Linked DNA regions of Homo sapiens: all the other regions are linked to region 1. A link is a contact called in ENCODE Hi-C or POLR2A ChIA-PET data. All regions are on one chromosome and are shown on one strand. Each heading gives the region's core, a stretch centred on a gene start or an enhancer-like site at or near the end of the contact. The rest is flanking DNA. Distances are from core to core; before and after follow the strand shown. Region 1 holds the start of ENDOD1 (endonuclease domain containing 1). Region 2 holds the start of SLC36A4 (solute carrier family 36 member 4). Region 3 overlaps SMCO4 (single-pass membrane protein with coiled-coil domains 4). Region 4 holds the start of CEP295 (centrosomal protein 295). Region 5 overlaps MAML2 (mastermind like transcriptional coactivator 2). Region 6 overlaps MAML2 (mastermind like transcriptional coactivator 2). Region 7 overlaps MAML2 (mastermind like transcriptional coactivator 2).

Evidence for each region. Hi-C counts contacts between places; a loop is a spot of excess contacts on that map. ChIA-PET counts read pairs that join two places held with the same protein, here RNA polymerase II (POLR2A). Pooled maps may share reads with other maps.
Region 2: a loop to region 1 is called in a pooled map, with 12 times the contacts of the local background. The contact joins the promoter of SLC36A4 here to the promoter of ENDOD1 in region 1. A Hi-C loop is called at or near these places in 7 of 50 pooled maps.
Region 3: a pooled map shows a loop between it and region 1 (7-fold over the local background). The contact joins the enhancer-like site here to the promoter of ENDOD1 in region 1. A Hi-C loop is called at or near these places in 5 of 37 single-sample maps with no recorded cell type and 3 of 50 pooled maps.
Region 4: a map with no recorded cell type shows a loop between it and region 1 (25-fold over the local background). The contact joins the promoter of CEP295 here to the promoter of ENDOD1 in region 1. A Hi-C loop is called at or near these places in 1 of 37 single-sample maps with no recorded cell type and 6 of 50 pooled maps. POLR2A ChIA-PET finds 5 or more read pairs at or near these places in 2 of 52 experiments (CD8-positive, alpha-beta memory T cell and Panc1).
Region 5: a map with no recorded cell type shows a loop between it and region 1 (3-fold over the local background). The contact joins the enhancer-like site here to the promoter of ENDOD1 in region 1. A Hi-C loop is called at or near these places in 6 of 37 single-sample maps with no recorded cell type and 7 of 50 pooled maps. POLR2A ChIA-PET finds 5 or more read pairs at or near these places in 1 of 52 experiments (activated CD8-positive, alpha-beta memory T cell).
Region 6: a loop to region 1 is called in a map of GM12878, with 2.2 times the contacts of the local background. The contact joins the enhancer-like site here to the promoter of ENDOD1 in region 1. A Hi-C loop is called at or near these places in 1 of 168 maps with a recorded cell type or tissue (GM12878), 5 of 37 single-sample maps with no recorded cell type and 6 of 50 pooled maps. POLR2A ChIA-PET finds 5 or more read pairs at or near these places in 2 of 52 experiments (HCT116 and activated CD8-positive, alpha-beta memory T cell).
Region 7: a loop to region 1 is called in a map of OCI-LY7, with 3 times the contacts of the local background. The contact joins the enhancer-like site here to the promoter of ENDOD1 in region 1. A Hi-C loop is called at or near these places in 1 of 168 maps with a recorded cell type or tissue (OCI-LY7) and 6 of 50 pooled maps. POLR2A ChIA-PET finds 5 or more read pairs at or near these places in 1 of 52 experiments (activated naive CD4-positive, alpha-beta T cell).

Annotation. Positions count from the first base shown.
Region 1 is chr11:95,088,478-95,091,156 of GRCh38, reverse strand. It overlaps ENDOD1 (endonuclease domain containing 1), which reads right to left and starts at 1,311. Exons shown (of 2, transcript NM_015036.3): 1 at 930-1,311. The coding sequence starts at 1,229. RefSeq lists a silencer at 1,060-1,489 and enhancers at 1,500-1,559, 1,630-1,909.
Region 2 is chr11:93,196,684-93,199,362 of GRCh38, reverse strand. It overlaps SLC36A4 (solute carrier family 36 member 4), which reads left to right and starts at 1,372. Exons shown (of 11, transcript NM_152313.4): 1 at 1,372-1,585. The coding sequence starts at 1,531. RefSeq lists a silencer at 1,231-1,610.
Region 3 is chr11:93,528,455-93,531,133 of GRCh38, reverse strand. The region is part of intron 1 of SMCO4 (single-pass membrane protein with coiled-coil domains 4); the gene reads left to right. Among named protein-coding and RNA genes, the nearest start is that of SMCO4, 14 kb to the left of the region's middle. Within about 2 kb of position 1,358, at least 21 of the 41 ENCODE cell types and tissues checked have a DNase peak (open chromatin) inside an H3K27ac peak, as active enhancers do.
Region 4 is chr11:93,660,330-93,663,008 of GRCh38, reverse strand. CEP295 (centrosomal protein 295) reads right to left here and starts at 1,327. Exons shown (of 30, transcript NM_033395.2): 1 at 1,235-1,327. RefSeq lists an enhancer at 1,204-1,333 and a silencer at 1,494-1,563.
Region 5 is chr11:96,266,426-96,269,104 of GRCh38, reverse strand. The region is part of intron 1 of MAML2 (mastermind like transcriptional coactivator 2); the gene reads left to right. Among named protein-coding and RNA genes, the nearest start is that of MIR1260B, 74 kb to the left of the region's middle. Within about 2 kb of position 1,309, at least 7 of the 41 ENCODE cell types and tissues checked have a DNase peak (open chromatin) inside an H3K27ac peak, as active enhancers do.
Region 6 is chr11:96,242,006-96,244,684 of GRCh38, reverse strand. The region is part of intron 1 of MAML2 (mastermind like transcriptional coactivator 2); the gene reads left to right. Among named protein-coding and RNA genes, the nearest start is that of MIR1260B, 98 kb to the left of the region's middle. RefSeq lists an enhancer at 989-1,138. Within about 2 kb of position 1,349, at least 38 of the 41 ENCODE cell types and tissues checked have a DNase peak (open chromatin) inside an H3K27ac peak, as active enhancers do; they include GM12878 and HCT116, where a contact is called at or near this core.
Region 7 is chr11:96,213,853-96,216,531 of GRCh38, reverse strand. All of the region lies in intron 1 of MAML2 (mastermind like transcriptional coactivator 2), which reads left to right. Among named protein-coding and RNA genes, the nearest start is that of MIR1260B, 130 kb to the left of the region's middle. RefSeq lists an enhancer at 1,053-1,122. Within about 2 kb of position 1,356, at least 19 of the 41 ENCODE cell types and tissues checked have a DNase peak (open chromatin) inside an H3K27ac peak, as active enhancers do; they include OCI-LY7, where a contact is called at or near this core.

The DNA of each region.
Region 1 (2,679 bases), core at 62-2,561:
TGTTCTAGAGAGGAGGCCAACTGAGGAGAGGTATTAAGAGCAGGCCAGCAGGTTCGGAAGACTCTGAGGGCTTCTCAAGTGTTTGGTCACCTTTACCAGACGGGACAGAACACCATGAGAGGTGACACGATTTCCTAGTGGTATGATAATATAGATATGAGGAGTCAGGAAAAACTGGCTTATCTTTCCATCAGTTGGAGGTAGTCAATGTTTCCCTATCATTTTTAACTACCCCATTGCGTTTCTAAAAATCTGTATCTTTATTTCATTGTTCTAATTCAACACAACCGCAGATCGAATTTACTCAACGCCGTGGTAGAGGAAGGATTTTCAGGCTAGGATGAGCTCTGCAGAAGAGAAGCTTTACTTAGTAGAAAAGGCAGTGAATTTCTAGACAGAGACCTGCCCCATCTTACTAACTGGGTAGTCTTCCATATGTCTCTTCACCCCCTGGGTTTATCTCCTCTTCTGTAAAATGGGGATGAAAATGCCCACCTACCCACCTCCAAATGAGTGCTATGGCAATAAGTTGCACGAAGGCCTGTGAGCGCCCAGCCTAGGCTTTCTGCGGATCTGAACGGTCTCCAGGGTCTCTGTATCAAGCTCTTCACCATTCAGGAATGAAACACTGCGGATGTCTGCTCAGAAATGCAGGGAGAACCTCCTCCCACAGGGGACCTCCCGCCCTGCAGCTCATGAAGTGAAGGCTCGCAGATCGCCAGGCTCTTATTGTAGCTCGACAGGGGCGAGGCAGGCTAACTCCGGGGACGCAACAGGGTGGACCTGGAACCCGGGTTTCTTGGCCCAAGGCACCGAAGGCGTAGGGATTGCTGTTCCCGGCCCGCCCCTCGCGGTAGCTGCAACTGGGGGCATGTCCAGCGGCACGGTCTCCGGCGCCCGCAGCCCGGCTCGGGAACCACTTCGCTTACCTGCGGCTCCACCAGCCATCGCTGCTCGGCGCCGCCGGGCGCAGGGCGCGGGGCGCGGAACGCGGAGTACACGGGGATGCGGTCCCGGGTGCTGTAGAGGGTGGCGAAGCGCTCAGCACCCTCCGCGCGCTGACAGATCTTCACGTGGGAATCGGCCGCCAGCCCCGCAGGCGGGGTCCCGGCGTAGAAGAACTTGTCACATTCGCCAAAGCCGGCTTCCTCCTCGCCCACGAGCCGGCCTTCCAGCAGCCCAGCCAGGGCGAAGAGGCTGCCCAGCGCGAGCCAGCGCGCGGTGCCCATGGCGGCCTCTGCGAGCGCGGCGGGGCCGAGCGGCTGGGCTGCCGCGGCGCGAGCTCTGCAGGCTGGGCGGGGAGCGCACTACGCAGCCGAGCAGGGTAGGGAAGGGAAGTCGCAACCTAGGCGCGGCGCTCTGCGGAGCCGGGCGGGGCGGCCCGGGCGGCGGGGGCGGGTCCGCGTCGGGAGGCCGCGCCTCCCTCCCTGAAGATGGCTGCAGAGGCCCAGGGCCGCGCTCCGCGATGCTGACAACGTACCCTGGGCTGCGCCCGGGACTGGAGACGCGGGTCACCTGCCTCCGCGCCGCCTGGTCTCAGCAGTCCGGGGGACGCGCGCTACCAAGAGTGGAGAATCCGAGTGGGGCGGGCCTAGTCCCGGGGCTGGGAAGAGATAGTCGCATGGACTGGGCGCCAAGAAGCCTGCTGATCGCGCGCGCCCCACGGCCGCCCTGGTGATGCAGAGGGGTGGCGTGAGATGCTCGTGGAGCTGCGGCTGGTTCGGAGTGGATGGGCAGAGTTCCCCTCTGAAATTTCATGAAGATGCGTCTCCCACTCTCCACCGAAGTACTCAACGACCAGCACACGCATACAATTTTGATGGAGTTTTTTGTTTTTTGTTATGTTTTTTTAGCTCACCAGAAACTCAGAGAGTAAAGAAATACTGTTAAAGGAAGTTCCTAAACTAGGCAGACAGTATAACCCTGTGTGGTTTTCTTGGTGCAAGTGTTAGAAACAAAACCGATACCAAGCAAGGAAGGAGGCCAGCCAACGTCATTGGTCAACAGGTTGGCCAATTCTTTCCTTCATTTATCCCTCTGAATGCCTAGGTGCCAGCCTGAGATAGGCACTGGATTACCACAGGGGTAAACAAGAGCAGGGCTCCTGCGGTCACAAAGACAGCCTAGTGGGAAAGTTTGTCATTAACCGAGGAAACATGCTATTAAAGGGATAACTAAAAACTGAACACAGATCTGTGAGACCCTGACAGCTACAGGGGTTCAGGATGTAATCCGGGAAGGTTTGCCTGAAGAAGTGGCATCTGAGCTGAGACCTGGAGGATGACATTAACTAGGCAAGGAGGAAAACCATGTGCTAAGTGGTCTCCCACAGAAGGGAACATGATGTATTGGAGGAATTTAAGGAAGGCTAGTGTGGGTAAAGCGCGGAGAACCGCGTGGGGGATGATGGGAAGTGGGGCTAAAGGAGGAGGCAGGGGTCATATTACTCAGGTTATTATAGGCCAGAGGCCTTCAAACACTTTTTGAGAAGGCCCATAATGAGAAAAGTTTGATGAAATAATTCTTATGCTTATGATTGGCATTGCAATTTCATATTTCTGTTCTACTTCACTTTTTTAAAAAAGTGCTGGTGTTGACCCACTAAATTGTTTCTATGAGCCACTAATGGCTCATGACCTGCAGTTTGGAAAAAATATTGTAAATCATGTTGAGGATTTT
Region 2 (2,679 bases), core at 123-2,622, 1.9 Mb after region 1:
TTAAGATGCTGTCCCACATGTTCTCATTATAATGAGTGGTTTATGGAAAATTACCTTGGTCCTATAATTTCTGTCTGATGCCTATCTTCTCTCCTGCTGATCTTTAACCAGGTGATCCACCCCAACACAGGTTAGGGAACATTGCTCTAGCTATGTTCCAGAATAGATTTCTTCTTCTTCTTCTTTTTTAAAAAAAATCTCCTTTACCCCTTTATTTGTCAGGAACACTTCAAATAAAACCTTCTTTTGGGATTTGCATGTGTATGTATGTGAACAAATTGGGTTCACTTAAAGGAAAAGAAAGGGGGTTGGCAAACTGTCATTATCACTAGTTATCTAGTGAAAGCCTACAGAGGATGCAACAGGAGGAAAGATGTAGATAGTATGTAACTGCGTACCTTTTTAATCTCAGAATTTTAAATATTTAACACCATTGCCATATAGTTACATCAGTGACTGTTAATCAGACCCACTCCCCCCCAAAAAAACCCTTTCCTAAAGCAACCCCACTGAATGAAACGGACACAAATAAAAAGGATTGTCTGGTGTACTGACTTCCAAGAACTATGAAGTGAAAAAAAAAAGAAAGCGATTTTAAAATTAAAATAAATATTTTCCTTTTAAACCAAAAGCTTGCTTCATCCATTGATTCATCGAATATTCATTGGTACCCATCTGGGAGGCCAGCTTTGCATATTTTTCGAGAGCTCCAGCTCTGAAGGCAGAAGGATTCTACTTCTGCCATGTACAAGCTTCCTGTCCCCAGACACGTTACTTACCTCCGTGCCTTAATCCCTTCATCTTTAGCGTTAATGTAAATATTAGAATTATCTCACAAATTGTAGTCAGAATTAAAGATAATGTATGTATGGTGCTTAGGAGTACTTGAAACTACATCAGTACACTTAGTCTTTACCTTAATTTTCTTTCAGCACCACGGTCAACGTCAAATATCTGGAAGGACATTGAAATATCCTGAAAGTGAAATTGTATATGACTTAATTAAATTCTATTTAAGTGTCTCCTGTAACTCTAACTATAGAAACAGGGAGACGAATAACCAGAGTAGTCAGAACCTCAGCATGGGTAGGGGACAAATCCCGTCCTTCTTCGCATTCTCCAAGGTGACTTACAGAACGCTAACGCCTTGCATACGGACAGGCGCCCCAAATTTAAGTTCGCCGTCATCTTTAAAACCCCCAGGGAGCTATGGGCCCGGGTCTCGGCTAGCTCTAAGGTCCCACCCTCGCTGATCTCAGGTTACCCAACCCTCCTCTCGGGTTACCCAACCCGGCCTCGCAGCAGTCCTCGGGTCTTCGGCCCCTCCCGCCCCTCGCCGGCGGTGCCCGCCGAGCCGGGCTGTCCCACTGCGCATGCTCCTCGCCGCGCGGTTGGGGAGCGCCGGGGCAGGGAGGCGGGCACCAGGCGCGGGTCCCTCCGGGCAGGGGAGGTAGGCCTGGGCCTGACGCCGGCCACGCAGCGGCGGGAGAGTGAGCACTCGGGCGGCGGCGTCCTGGAGACCCGCGAGAGATGGAAGCGGCGGCGACGCCGGCGGCTGCCGGGGCGGCGAGGCGCGAGGAGCTAGGTCGGTGTTGTGCGTGGGCAGGGAGCCGGGGCTGACGTGGGCGGGGGTCTGTGCGGGAGTCGGGTGCGCCCACACCTCCAGGGGCCCCGCGCTTGGCCTGAGTTGAGGCCCGATTGCTAACTGACCCCGTGGTCAGCATCCGCAAAGGAACCGGTTATCTGACCCCGAGAACTTGGTCAGACGAAGCCCAGGCCTGAATAGGGCGTTAAAATATGTGTGTGTGTGTTTGCGCGCGCGCGTGTGGGTGAGTGTGTGTGTTGAGTGGGGCGGGGCCCTGTGGGTACACGTCAAAGACGCAAGAGCCTGCGCCGTGACTCACGGTTTTTTTCCCAATGATGCTTTAAGGAAGTTATCATTGTTCTGCTTTTCAAATGCTGCAGCCCCATTCGGAATCTCCAGATGAATCCTCATTTTACTCCTTGTTATCCCAGAGTTTCGAACAGGTCGTGCTGACCAGAATGAACAGGAGATACCTGTAGCTTGCTCACTTGGCAAAGTTTGTTTGTTTTTTGCTGCTTTCCTCCCATCTTGTTTCTTGGCGACAGGGCGTGTTTGTTTACGGTTTCCCGCTGTCCAAAATAAAAAAGTAAGGATCAGGGTGGTAAAATGATCGCTCTCCCAGTTATACGTACTGTACTTGGGAGTATTTTTCATTCGATGCTGATTAAATGTAATTAAAAAATTAAATCTAAATGGAATCTTCAAGAAAACCGTTGAACTTTAAAAAATACCGTATTATAAGTAACTGATAGGTTGTTGTTATTCCTCTAATAGCCTGCAGGGCACTTTGCAATGGAATTGTTTTCAGGCCGTAATAATGGTAGAAACAATAAACTTAACATTTTATTGCGTGCTTACTGTGTGCAAACACTGTGCTAAGTGCTTTACCTATGCATTGTCTTTAATCCTCACAGCAACTGAGATAGGTGCTATCATGATTTCCATTTTATAGATACAGTAATTTTAAGCTTATTAATGGCAGAACCCAAATGTGAACTCAGGTTTCATTCATTAATAACCTGTCTTAGTGAGGATATGGAGAAATGGGTATTCTCATGCATTGCTGGCAGGAAAGGGATAATATATTTAGCCTT
Region 3 (2,679 bases), core at 109-2,608, 1.6 Mb after region 1:
CAGTCTACCCATTCAAATGTTAATTGTATCCAGAAAACATCCTCACAGACATACAAGGAATAATCTTTGGCCAAAAGTCTGGGCACCCATGGCCCAGTCAAGTTGACACATGAAATTAACCATCACACTCATCTTAAAATATTATATCTGCAAAGACCCTATTTCTAAATAAGCTCATATTCTGAGGTTCCAGGTGGACATGAGTTTTTTGGGACTCTGTTCTGTCCAGGTGGTATGTGAGATATTGGTGACTGCTGAAAAAGTGGAAGAGTCCCGCAGCAGAGGGGAAGGTGAGGTGGTCAAGGAGGGCTTTGCTGAGAAGGAATGTGTGCACTTGGGGCTGGAGAAGGGGGAGAGAGGGAGGAGCTGCTGTGTGGAGGAAGAGGATTCTGTGTGAAGGGGACAGCACAGGCAGAGGCCCTGAAGTGTAGGGACAGTACAATTTGAGTCCATTGTGTCAGGGGAGGAAAGGGAGAGGTTGGGAGTAAAGAAGAGGATGAGGATCAAGAGGTCCTTCTTTGCGTGGACTGTGGCCTTTGTTCTAGTAAGATGGGAGCCACTGTTGTGCCTGTGAGCATGAATGAAAGCAGGTAGTGTGGGCCAGCTCATTGAGGACTTTTCTAAGTTCAGATGGATGTAGCTGAGCTGTGTGTGTGCCTAGATATTTTGCAGCAGCTGTTTCTAGGCAGGTTTTTAAAAAATGTTAGTGCTGTACTGACCCTTGATCCACCACCCTTTCCTTTCTGTATGCTTTTCACCTACCCACCCACCCACACATAAACCACAAACACGAAGAAGAGAGAGCAAACAGACAAGGCTGTGGTGGCAGGAATTGCTAGGAAACTGTGTGCTTAGCTGCCCTGCTGTGAGCTGCAGGGCCTCACACGTGTGAACTGGTGGGCTCTTCCCCCCACGACCCCTTCAGCCTTGGGCCTGCCTGGTGAACGCCATGCCTGCCATTCAGGTGGTCTTTAACCTGGGTAGATTTAGAAAATGCCAAGGTCAGTGTGCAAGCTATGTGGATTCTTCTGGGCTTCCAGGATTCTTCTGTGTATAAAATCACTATGCTGTGAAAAGAGTTGAGTCAGCTCTCCTGGTCAGCAGGCCACATTTGGCCTTGAAAATGTGGGACAGGGAGGAACATCCAAGAGGACCTTTGGAGACAGTGAGTAGATGGCTGTGTGGTCTTGGTACGTGGGCCCAGGGCCCTCTGCTGCCAGCCTTGTTACTGGCCTACAAAGTGTTCACACATTGTTGTTCTTATTTGTCATAAAAACACTTCAGCCTGCAATCTGAGTATTGGTCATTAAAAAGAAGAAGGAACTCCAGGCGGAGGCTGGCCCTCAGCGGGCCTGGCCTGCTGGTCTGTGGCCTGTGTCGTCGGTTCAGTTTGCCCAGTTACTGGGGGAATCACTACTTCAGATTCCTTGGCCTTGGAGTTAAAGGGAAATATCCTTATTTGGTTGACATTTAATTTCCTTTTTGCCTCCAAAGGAAGGGGCCTGGCCCTTGTGTAATGAGGGCTCGGGGGAAGTGGGCTATATGGGGGCCTGATTTCAGACTCTCTCTGGGCTGTGCGGGGGCCTGATTTCAGACTCTCCTGCCTCCACTTACCAAGATAGTGCCAGAAGCAGCCTGCTTGGGGAGGTTATCTGGGAGGCCGATGTCATTGTGACCCCTCTGGGGAGCATCGCTTTAGAAGATAATTATGTGTAAGTGGAGATGAAAATAGAATTCTCCAGTGCCAGGAGCAGCTGCTCTTCCGTAGTGTTTCAGGAGTTGCCTTTGGGGCCCCTCCTTCCTCCCAAACAAAACACACCCATCCAAAATGAAAGTTGTGAAGATGATTCCTAGCTAGAAAAGTGAGTGTTACAAATGTGTTTTGTGAGTGTGTAATTCCAGAAGTTATTTTTAGGGTGTTCTTTCCTTAGCACATCAAAAGAGCTTCCTTAGAGGAACTGCCTTTTAAATTGCACAGCCTTTCTCTGCCAGAGTGCTACAGGAAGTTTTGACTCAGGTAGTGTTCCTTCAGAATCTGTGGAGGCAGGCTTTGCTTCCTTGTTATAGTTAGAACAGAAAGGCCTTGCCCACGAGTGGGAGCCAGACAGGGCTCCACGTGTTCCCCTCCCATAAGACAGCCTCCTTGTCCTATGCCCAGGGGTGGCTTTTGTCTCTGCTGACATGCCCCCAACATCTAGTAAATACGTACTTGTTGATGGACAGGATGTATTGGATGTGGGCCCTGGCATCTTTGCTGGGCTCTGAGTAGGCGGCATGCTGTGATTTCACTTAGAACCCTGAGAAGTTGGTCTTCTGGTATCCAGATTGGTACTGGAACATTAAGTTCTGATTTCATCACTGCTGCCTTCGATAAGTTACTTGCCTCCCTGGGCCTCAGTTCTCTCATCTTTAATCTAGAGGGTTGGATGAAATGATTGGCATGGGGGTCTCCCTTCACCTCTCCACCCACTCTGGGCAGCCCCTTGCACTGTCTCCCTGGTCACAGTGCGAGCTCCTGGAAGGTAGAGCCGGTTTAGGCACAGGGAACATGAACTTTTTATCCCAGCCAGCCTGATAAATACAGGGCTTCCCCAGAACTCAACATGCTTCAGCCCTGGTGCTCCCTGATGGCCTGTCTGGCCAGACCCCCAGAGTTCTTGCTTTCTGGGCCAACTTGGA
Region 4 (2,679 bases), core at 78-2,577, 1.4 Mb after region 1:
TGAATGTCCCTCCATTTAGATTTGTCTAATCTTATGTGATTAAACTGAGGTTATGTATTTTTGGCAAGAACACCACAGAATTGATTAGGCACCTTTTCAGTGCATTGTTATCAAGAGGTAAATGATGCTGAATTTTGGTCACTTGGTTAAGATGATGTCCACCAGGTTTCTCCTCTGTAGTTACTACTTTTCCTTTATAAATATCTCATGAAGACAGAGTAGAGGCTACAGAAATATGCTTTTCATCATACTTTTGCCCATTGACGTTAGTATCCATTGATGACTGTTGTCTGAAACAACTACTGTGGTGTTTACCAAATAGTATTTTCTATTTCCATTATTCCTTCTACAATTATCAATCGGAATCCTGCTGTAAGGAAGTTTTCCCTGCTGCCCCATTTACTTGTTTATTAATTATTTATTCTTAGTAATATGGATTTTTAAATTCTACATTTTATTACTATCCAATATTGAAGATTATACTACTTATCTTGCAAGATTTCGTCCTGAGGATTAAATGGCTCCTGGTACATAGTAATCACAAAATTAACACTAAACTTGGAAGATCTGGGTTCAAGACCCAACACTGCCACTTATTAGCAGGAAGATACTGGCCAAGTCACTGAAGTCACTTTGGTTTCGTTTTCTTAAACTGTATAAAGGGAATAATAATATCTACCCCAAAAGGTTTGTTCTGACGTCTATGTGACTTAGCGTGAAGTCTTCAAATACACTCTAAGTATTAAGGACTCAAAAGTTCACCATTGTTTTAAAAGTTGAGTTTGTGACAGGATTGAATAACTGTGAGATTAAGGTGGCAGACACCAAAAGAGAGCGTGCTCTTTGCATGAAACGATCCAGGCAAGGCTCTTTTAACAGCTACCAGGTGGCAGGCCATGTCCGCGGGTGATCTGGGGGAAGCGCCCCTCCCCCGACACGGAAGCTCCGCGACAGGGGAGGCTGCGTGGGAAGCTCGCGCGACCCGACCCCAGGAGAGCGCGCAAAGCCTCTCGCACTGAGTTACCGGGTCTGGTCCGGACACTCCTTACAGCCGCCAGCCCGACCGCGGGCAGGGCCCACGGCCTGCGGAGCCTGAGAAACGCGAGCCGTACCTGCGTTCGCAACAAGGCGCCTTCCTGGGATCCCATTCCTCCGGAATACAATCCCAGCTCTTGGGCCTCGGGGAGTCATGCTCCTACGGGGCGACTGGGAAGCCAGTGCATCCCTGACTCACCTGAGAACCCGGGGCCTGGACACAGTAACCGCAGCTCAGAGCAAGCCAGCCTGGTAAGCTCCTGCCCATCAGCTGCCCAGCAGCCGTTTCTGCGCCTGCGGGAGAGCCATCGCCGAGCCGCCGTCACTTCCGTCATTCAAACCGCCCGCCAATGGCCGGACCAAACCGCGGGAATAGGCCCTGTCCCGCCTTCCTCGGGGGCCGCCGGGAAGGCTGCGCGGTGTTAAAAACCCCGCGCCCCGCGCACGCGCACAGGCACGCGCCAGCCCCAGCCTGCCTAGGGGCCCATTATTTGTCACACCTGTCAGGCTTTGACGTTTTCCCGTATGGGCCGCGCTCGGTGGCTCGCGCCTGTAATCCCAGCACTTTGGGAGGCCAAGGCGGGAGGATCACTTGAGCCCAAGAGTTCGAGGTTATGTATTTTTGGTTATGAGTTCAAGACCAAGTCCTTTTAAAAACATGGTGAAACCTCATCTTTACAAAAAATACGACAACAGCAAAAATTAGCCGTGCGTGGTGGTGGGCGCCTGTAATCCCAGCTACTCGGGAGGCTGAGGCAGGAGAATCGCTTGAACCCAGGAGGTGGAGGTTGCAGTGAGCCGAGATCCCGCCAGTACTGCACTCCAGCCTGGGCGACAGAGCCAAAGCCTGTCTAAAAAAAAAAAAAAAAAGTGCAGAGCCATGAGGGTGACTTTTGTTTTAAGGCCCCATCATGAAGATATCTTGGGATATGCATCCTTTTCTGTACTGACTACGGAATTCATTGGTACTATTATGCGCAGTTAACGTCTTATAGCTTTCATTTAAGGCCTCCAGCTCATAACAACAATGAGCCGTATGTTACCCTGTGCCTCCAGAGGTACAGCGCACGGAGAGCACCTCACGGATTTATCTGCTGTAAATAACCAATAATCAGGCGGTGAGCACAGGTTAATACCTATTGAGTATCTGTTATGTGCCGAGTACATTATGTTACTCTGGATGGATTATGATGCCTATACTAGATTTTGCAGTCTGGGTCATGGGGGTTAAACATCAGGAATCAAAGGATTAAAAATGGGGGGTGGGGATGGGAAGTTGCTGACACGATCAGATCTGGCTGCACAGTGGGGAAAAGGTCAGAGAGAGTGAAGACAGAAGGCCGTATACTACTACAGAAAGTGAAAGATAATAGCAATGAGAATGGAGAGAGGTGAGTAGATTGAATAGGAAGCCAAACATCAGGAATTGGTGGTTACCTGGTTATGGGAGGCACAAGAGGAGAAAACAAGGGTGATGCCCAAGTCCCAGATACCTAGCACCTGGGTAGATAGTGATAACATCCTCCTGGAACACACATGAAGAGAACCAGGAGGGAGAAGTAATAAGTTAAGCTTTGAATATTTTGAATTTGAGCTGTTTATGAGATATCTAGACAAAGGGATGCATTTCAGAAACTTAGGACA
Region 5 (2,679 bases), core at 60-2,559, 1.2 Mb before region 1:
AAAATAACCAAGTCATTTCCATGGTATATGAATGAAGTGGATTATGATGCCAACATTATATTGTTTCATAACTTTCTGAGTATGTTTCTCAGTTTTAGAGATTTATTCTAATCCAAATATGCATTTATTCGAGCAATTTAGTGTTTGCTTGATGTATATACTGTATTAATCTCTTCTCTTGCTGCCAATAAAGACATACTTAAGACTGGGTAATTTATAAAGGAAAGAGTTTTAATTGACTCACAGTTCTGCATAGTGAGGGAGGCCTTACAGTTATGGCAGAAGGCAAATGAGGAGCAAAGTCACATCTTACATGGCGGCAGACAACAGATCGTGTGCAGGGGAACTCCCCTTTATAAAACCATCAGATCTCGTGAGACTTATTAACTATCACGAGAACAGCATGGGAAAGACTCACCCCTATGATTCAATTACCTCCCACTGGGTCCCTCCCATGACAGATAGGAATTAGGGGAACTACAATTCAAGATGCAATTTGGGTGGGGACACAGCCAAACCATATCATATACCAATTTTCCTTGTAAGTAGGGTTTTTGATTTTTCAAATGTTTGTTCCTTGGAAGCCACATAGGTAGGAAAAATATTTACTTACTTTTTTGCTTTGAGACAGGGTCTCCCTCTCTCACCAGGCTGGAGTGGTGTGATCATAACTCACTGTAACCTCAAACTCCTGGGCTCAAGCCATCCTCTCACTTCAGCCTCTGGAGTAGCTAGGACTACAGGAGTACACCACCATACCTGGCTAATTTTGAAATTTTTATTTTATTTTTTGTCAAGACCAGGGTCTTGCTATGTTGCCCAGGCTGCTCTCGAACTCCTGGACTCAAGTGACTCTCCCTCCTCAGCCTTCCAAAGTGCTGGGATTACAGGTATGAGTCAGTGCACCCAGCCTACTTTTTAAGATGTATGCTTAAAGATGCTATGGTAGAAAGGGAAATACAAAGTTAAATAAAGATATCCAAATACCATTATAGCATCAAACTTCATAATAAAATGAAATCATAGAGAGCAGAGATGGCATCCTTCTGGTTCTGAATGTATGTACCTGTCAACAAAAGAAAGCCATCTCCATGTTTCCAGAGTCATGATGAAATCACATTTCAAATTGTTTCAACAGGTGCCTTATGTCAAATGCCTCTTCCTATAAAAGAAACTGCTGAGTTGTTCTAAACAGTGCATGAAAATAGCAAGTGGGCTGAGTGAGCAATCACAGTGAGGTCCTGAGAGGTGTAAAAAACCCCAGATTCAGATTCAGCTTCCTCCAGAGAGTGGGGTTACCTCCCACCATGCTTGAGGGACAGCCCTCCCATAATTAGACTCTACTCACAGTCTCAGCCTGAAGTGTGACTAGCTGAAACTAGTGACTGGAGGAATTGAGCCCCTGTAGGGAGGTCAGAACAGGTAGCACTTTCCTTCTCTTGCTCCCTGCCAATGGTTACCCCTACATAGAATTTTTATTCCTACCTCTGGGCAGCACCAGCCCGTTAATAATGAACCTAGAATGTGAAGTGAAAATCAGCACCATGTGCGGTAAGCATTAGGTAATTACATTTCACTTGTTTAATTAAGTTTCACTTTCTGGTTGCCTTGAGGGAACTGTAGGAAAGGATTTTGATTTTGTTTTTGTTTTTGTTTTTCCTGATGCTTTTTTTCTTTTTTCCCCTAGCTAGAAGCTGAATAATTCCACACAGTGTTGAAATGGATATGCTGTGTTTGTGTTGGCCGAATTAAGCATCTATAATCATGTATTTCCTCTCTTTTGTCTATTTGTGTCACAGTCTTAATATGTGGGATAGAAATTTTGTTTAGTGGAGACATAATTTTTTGATTGTCTTAGGGCTTATTTAAACCAGCTCATCTCCATTATAATGTGTTTCTGTACTTTACTCATCAGCTTGGCACTGACTCCACTATTGTTTTCTTCAAATACTGTGTATTTTCCCTGAAAGTCCAAGTAGCTGACAATTTTGCTACCTCTGCAAGGAAATCTGCTTTATTTTCTCCTAGGTTTTACACATATATAAAACTATACATTAGGGACATACTGTTCCTCAGCAGGCTACATGGCCTTTCATTCACTCTCTTAAAAATATCTGTGGACCTATTATGTGAAATAATGTATGATTTGCTCAATGGGAGATTTACTTCTCAATAACGTTATGTTTTATTAAGCCTCACGTATTTCTAAATTTATATACCTTGAATAATAATTCCATCACAGAAGGGGCTCATTATTAACCACATTTCCATGTGTGATATTCACCGAGGCATGTCCCTGGAAACATACCTAACCACATAAGAGTAAAAGCCTGTCATAGCACAGGAAGCCTAGAATAAGTACATCCTACCATTTAAGCACCTAGGTCTTAATATGTCAGTTCATAATTAGATTCTACCTTTGTGGTCAGTATTTGAAATTGAGATATAGTTAATCAGTTAGAGAGGTAGTCAATTTCACTTTGTCAGTGAAGCTCAGAATCGCACCAATATGTTGTTTTTCTTTTTTTTTTTTTGAGACGGAGTCTCACTCTGTTGCCCAGGGTGGAGTGCAGTGGTGCCATCTCGGCTCACTGCAAGCTCCGCCTCCTGGGTTCATGTCATTCTCCTGCCTCAGCCTCCCGAGTAGCTGGGACTACAGGTGCCCACCACCACGCCCAG
Region 6 (2,679 bases), core at 100-2,599, 1.2 Mb before region 1:
TGTTTCTTCAATGTAATCATAGTTCTGTAGAGTCGTAGGGGTGAAATGAAATAATGCATGTAAAGAACTTTGTGTTATAATTGGCACATAGTGCTCAGAAATGTTAGCTATTATTAATATAATAAAACAATAATCGATATATATGGCTATAACCATATAAACCATTTTTAATTTAAGGATGAATAATTACAACGTGTAGATATCATGAATGCATTGATTGTAATACACTTCAGAATACCAGTAATTTTCTAATCATTAGAGTTTAAGCTCTTCTATCCATATATTAGAAGTGTAACAACCACAAGCTTCCTTATCTACTTATAGAATTGCAAGCATAGCTTACATATGAAAACGTTCTTACACGTCATAATAGGGCAGCCAGTTGTATTAAGCACCTTGTCTTATTAAGATACCATTGTTGTGTGCAGTCAAATGTTTGTAGTTTCTTGGTAAGTGCCCTTAAGGCAGATGTCTTACCCTCCAGGGAGACACTGAGGCTCTCAAAAGGGGTAATAATATTTCAAAACATCTGGAACACGGTTTGAGCCATTAGGCCGCACAGCCCCAAGTTTTTATTAATTTGTACTCCAGACTTCACTAGAGGAAAAAGCAGCACGATTTTTAGGCGAAGGAATAAGCCACTTGAGGTCCGCCTCTGAATCAGTTTCACAAAGAAAAGTCCATCAGTGCAGAGGAAGGCCAGCGGACCTGAGTACCTATGTCGTGGTTAAAGAAGGATGACTGGGCCGGGCGCGGTGGCTCACGCCAGTAATCCCAGCACTTTGGGAGGCCAAGATGGGCGGATCACGACAAACCATCCTGACTAACACGGTGAAACCCTTTCTCTACTAAAAATACAAAAAATTAGCCAGGCGTGGTGGCGTGCGCCTGTAGTCCCAGCTACTCGGAAGGCTGAGGCAGGAGAATGGCATGAACCTGGGAGGCGGAGCTTGCAGTGAGACAACATCGCGCCACTGCACTCCAGCCTGGGCGACAAAGCGAGACTCCGTCTCAAAAAAAAAAAAAAAAGAAAAAGAAGGATGACTGTTCAGAAGGCACTTTCAGCTTTTCTCATAGTTTTAACATGTGGGTCTTCCTTCTTGGAGGTATGGGAAAAACAGTCTAAGCCTGATGAGAAAAGGCTGTGGATTTCTCAGGTGATGGCTCTCGCGAGGTCTGAGCCGCGCGGCTGGGGTCTGGCTCCGCGCGTGCCTGGACACGCACAGATTGTTTTGAACTTGAGCAACGCCTCCTGCTAGCTTTCCACCCGATTTCTGTCTGTTCAGAGCTGGCCTCCTCTAGCAGGAAGTGCCTGCCGTTTAAGGAGTGCAGGCAATTCCCGACAGCCAACCCCGCCTCCCCCGCCTCCTTGCTCTGCTTCCTTCTCATTGGTCTGGAGGCCGGCCGGGCCTTATCCTCGCATTTTTAAAATGTCTTCTTTTGTCAGCTTGAGGTTTTCCAGAATTTAAAAGCGGAAAGGAAGAGAGAAGGACAAGGAAGCTATAAAAGACACATTAAATAAACTCTACTGGGAACAAGTGTGTGTGTGTGTAAGAGAGAATGTAACTTTTGCAAGGGAAGTTGGTAGATTGCTTATTATTTTAACAAAGAGGGGGTGTGTGTGTATGTGTATGTGTGTGTGTGTGTGTCCCTGAACTGGAGAAGCAGATGTTTAAAGGAGGCAGCAGGAAGCAGTTCTGACAAATGAAAGGATTTTTGATTGAATTCATGAGCTAAAGTTTCCTGCCAGTAATGCATTCAACCCTAGGCTACATAAAAGAAAAACCTATATAATTGAGGTTTAATTGCTTAACTTTTAAACATGCAACCAGAACAGGCAAGTGTAGCTTCCACAGGTAAACCTAAGTGATGCTGTAAGCTGATTTGGGGTTATTATTTATTGGCACTTCATAAAATTATGATCCTTTCCCCTTTATCATGCTCCTGCTTTTTCAGTGCTTGAGTGCCAGAGTCTATCCCTTATTGTCTGTGTAAGTTAAAATCCTTGGTGCACACTTTTTTTTTCTCTTTAAGCTGTTTCGTGAGCAGGTGCAGATGGCTTTCATGAACTGAGCCAAATGAAATGCTCTGTTTCAGCCTGCAGAAACTAAAGTTTTTAAAAACGGAACAACTGTTTTGTGCTGTACCTATAATTCAACTGGAAAATGTTTTCCCCCTTTTATGATGAAAACTGCCATCTCTGTTTCTCTTACTGAATCTGGTTTATTTACAGCCTTAAGGAAATCTTGTCACTAAAATCCACCCTCACCACTCCTCCAGTATTTTTCAGTCTGATGATTTCACAACCAGAGCCATTGCAAAATAAGAGTACATGGGCATTTTTTTAAAATCCCTAGTGATTTTTATGAAGTTTTTTCCTGTCTTGTTTCTCATTGTATAATTAAGTAAACAGTTTCAGGAATACTCAAAACATTGAGAGTGCTCTACCTTTTCATAAATATAATATGAAATAAATCACTTTATTCATCAAGGGTTTTAATTTTAAACCAAGCAACAGAAAGAGGGGCATCCACTTGGTTTGGTGCTTGCATTGTTGAATCCTCTTGAGAAACAAAGTAAAAAAGTGAATTAACTTCCTTGGATCATAGAAAGCTCTAGTGGCCATGGTTGTGATGAACCTTAGCTTTCTGCTCCAATCACACTTGCATGGGCTCTCAT
Region 7 (2,679 bases), core at 107-2,606, 1.1 Mb before region 1:
ATGTAAAACTTCCAAAATGTCTACATGTAAAGCTACAAATTTAATGGTACCAACAATAAAAATTGGTGCAATCAAGAGAAGTGAAGTAAAATTCTCTGGGAAGAATTGAGGAAAGCCTTATGAGAAAGGTGAAATTTGAGGTGGGACTTAAGAGAGGCATTAAAATGGAAGAAAGCAGTGGCTTCCTCTTCCTGGGAGTTCATCAGGGCCATAGACTTTAGGGCAGAAAAGTCAAACTACAGACTGAAAAGAAAAGGCCAAGTATGAATGGAGGGTTTAGGTTGAGGAGTAGGCTAAGATCTTCCTGGTTCTTCCCTCTGTGCAACACTGAGAATCTTTTTCCTGTGTCCAATTTTACATCTTCTTCTTCTGGTTTAAGCATGCCTAAAAGAGATTACCAACTACCAACTTCTGAAGACACAGTTTGTGTAGTTCCTGTGGACTGGGACATGTGACTCTGCAAATATGATACTAAATACTCTATTTTTTTTTTAAGCAAATTGAGTATGTAACTCTGTCTCAAAATATGCAGTACATGTCTCAGCCTTAAACTTGTTCCCCTGTGCTTTTAGATAATAATTTTTTGAAATGTGTTTGGAAGTCTTTGGGGGCCTAAGTTTAGAAAGCTAGAAAGACATTCTCATTGCCTTTGTTGTTCCAATCTGTTGTTCTGTAATTTCTGGACTTGGATCTATCATTTGACTGAAAAGGATAAAAGGTCCAAGAGTGAAAAGAAATGGGTTAAAGAGAGGGAACAACCAGCCAAAGCAGTGGCAGCCAGCACCCGAGGGGGGTGGCTGCAGCTGGGCTCTGCCCAGCTGCAGGTGTGGAGGAGGAAGTGCAGGAACGAGCCCAGGACCCATTTCCAGGTGGCAGCAGGGTTCAGTGGGCTTAATTAACCGGTGAACTGCTCATGAGGTCGGTCTGTCTCTACCTTTCTACACCACACTGAACAAGCCACTGACCATTTCCTGCCTCGGATTTCCTCAGCCCCAAAGAGGGGACAACAATGTGTATTCGTCAGAGAAATTACTGGCCACTGTCTCATTCAGAAGCTGCCCCTAGAAGTGTTAGTAAAGACTTTTAAAAACATGAAACAAAGCAGAGAATTAAAAATAACAGGAAGTGGAAGAGAGAGCACACTATGATCTGAAATCTTCTGTGTTATATGCTGGTGTTAAAGAGGTCGTGAGGCCTTGATGAAGATTTGTTACTTGGAAGGATGTCAGTGCTGGGGACCTGCTCTCTGTGAACCCAGCAACCTGCCCCAGCATTTCAAGGGGCATACAGTCCACTCAGATGATTTATTTCTGAGTTGGAATTACCCCATTCCCCAGCCCACCCTCTTTTCAACTTTGTACAAATGTAAGTGGCCAATTCACTTTACTACACAAATGACTCATGATTTCATGAGCTGCAAGCAGCAGTTTCTTAAGCAGCTTTCCCATATTCCTAGTGCAAGAAATGGACACACAGACATCTCTTATGGGCTAGATCTTTTTAATTTGTGAAGCAAAGAAAGTGAGGGAACCACTGGACCCAATCTCAAGTATCCAAGGTCAACTAGACGAGGCACATGGCCAATTTCCAAAGACACATGGTTCTTTCCTAATCCTCAGCCTCTACTTCCTCACTGGATCTGAGTTCAAATCTCAGAAAGGTCAGAGCATGTGCATTTTTGGCATTTTTAAACAAATGGATGCAATTAAGAACTTGAGGAAAGGGTGACTTTCTATAGTTTTCAGCATACATCAGCTACTTGACAACTTCTACTAAAATAGAGCTGCTTTCAGAGGGTAATGTGAGTAGCCAATCACTGCCACTCAGGACAAAAATGTTGGCCAATGACCTAGAAGTAAGTGTGTGGTGTATTTCGCATGACTATAAGTGCTTCTCATTAGGAAAATAATGGCATCAGTTCCTGGAGTTTTCTTGGTTATTTAAACCTCCTGCTTTGGAGTTGAGTTCATGGTTTACCAACATCAGCAAGTGTTTCCTATTTTGTTGTACATGATCACCAAAGGAATAGGAGGCAATAAAGGAAATGAGAACTAAAGGTTCTAGAGAGATTACATTCTTTATCACATTTAATCTTTATAAGAACCCCCAAAAGTTGGTGTTCTTTCCTCCATCTTACAGATGTTTTGAAAACTGAAGCTCTGAAAAGTTACGTAACTTGGATCTACAGAGCTCTAAGAGGACGTGCTAAGATTTGAATCCAGAATTTCGTGACTCAAAAACGTTTTCTCCACAATATCAGTTTACCAGAATAACCTAGGCATGGCCTCAAAAGACCTATATTAGAAATTAGCTATATCCTAGTTCTAAGGAAGTATTCATTTTTTATTATTCAACTGTTAAAACTGCACATATATTATATTCCATAGAAATTCTGAGCATCAATAATAGGAGATACTTTCACTATTTGTATATATGTATATGTATATTTGTGTATATATACATACAAAATATATTTTACAATTGTCTCTTTGTTCCAAGAGTGGGAAGGAAAATAATTAGAATTTGTAGTTGGGCATTTGTGTCCACTTTAACCTGATCCATTCTGTCTAACTTTTCTTTGCAAGCTCTCAAATTCATTGTTAGCCTATCTGATCCTGTCGTCTGGAGACTGCCAAGTATTTCACATCTTACCCAGGGAACCGACCACTTTTAAGGGAG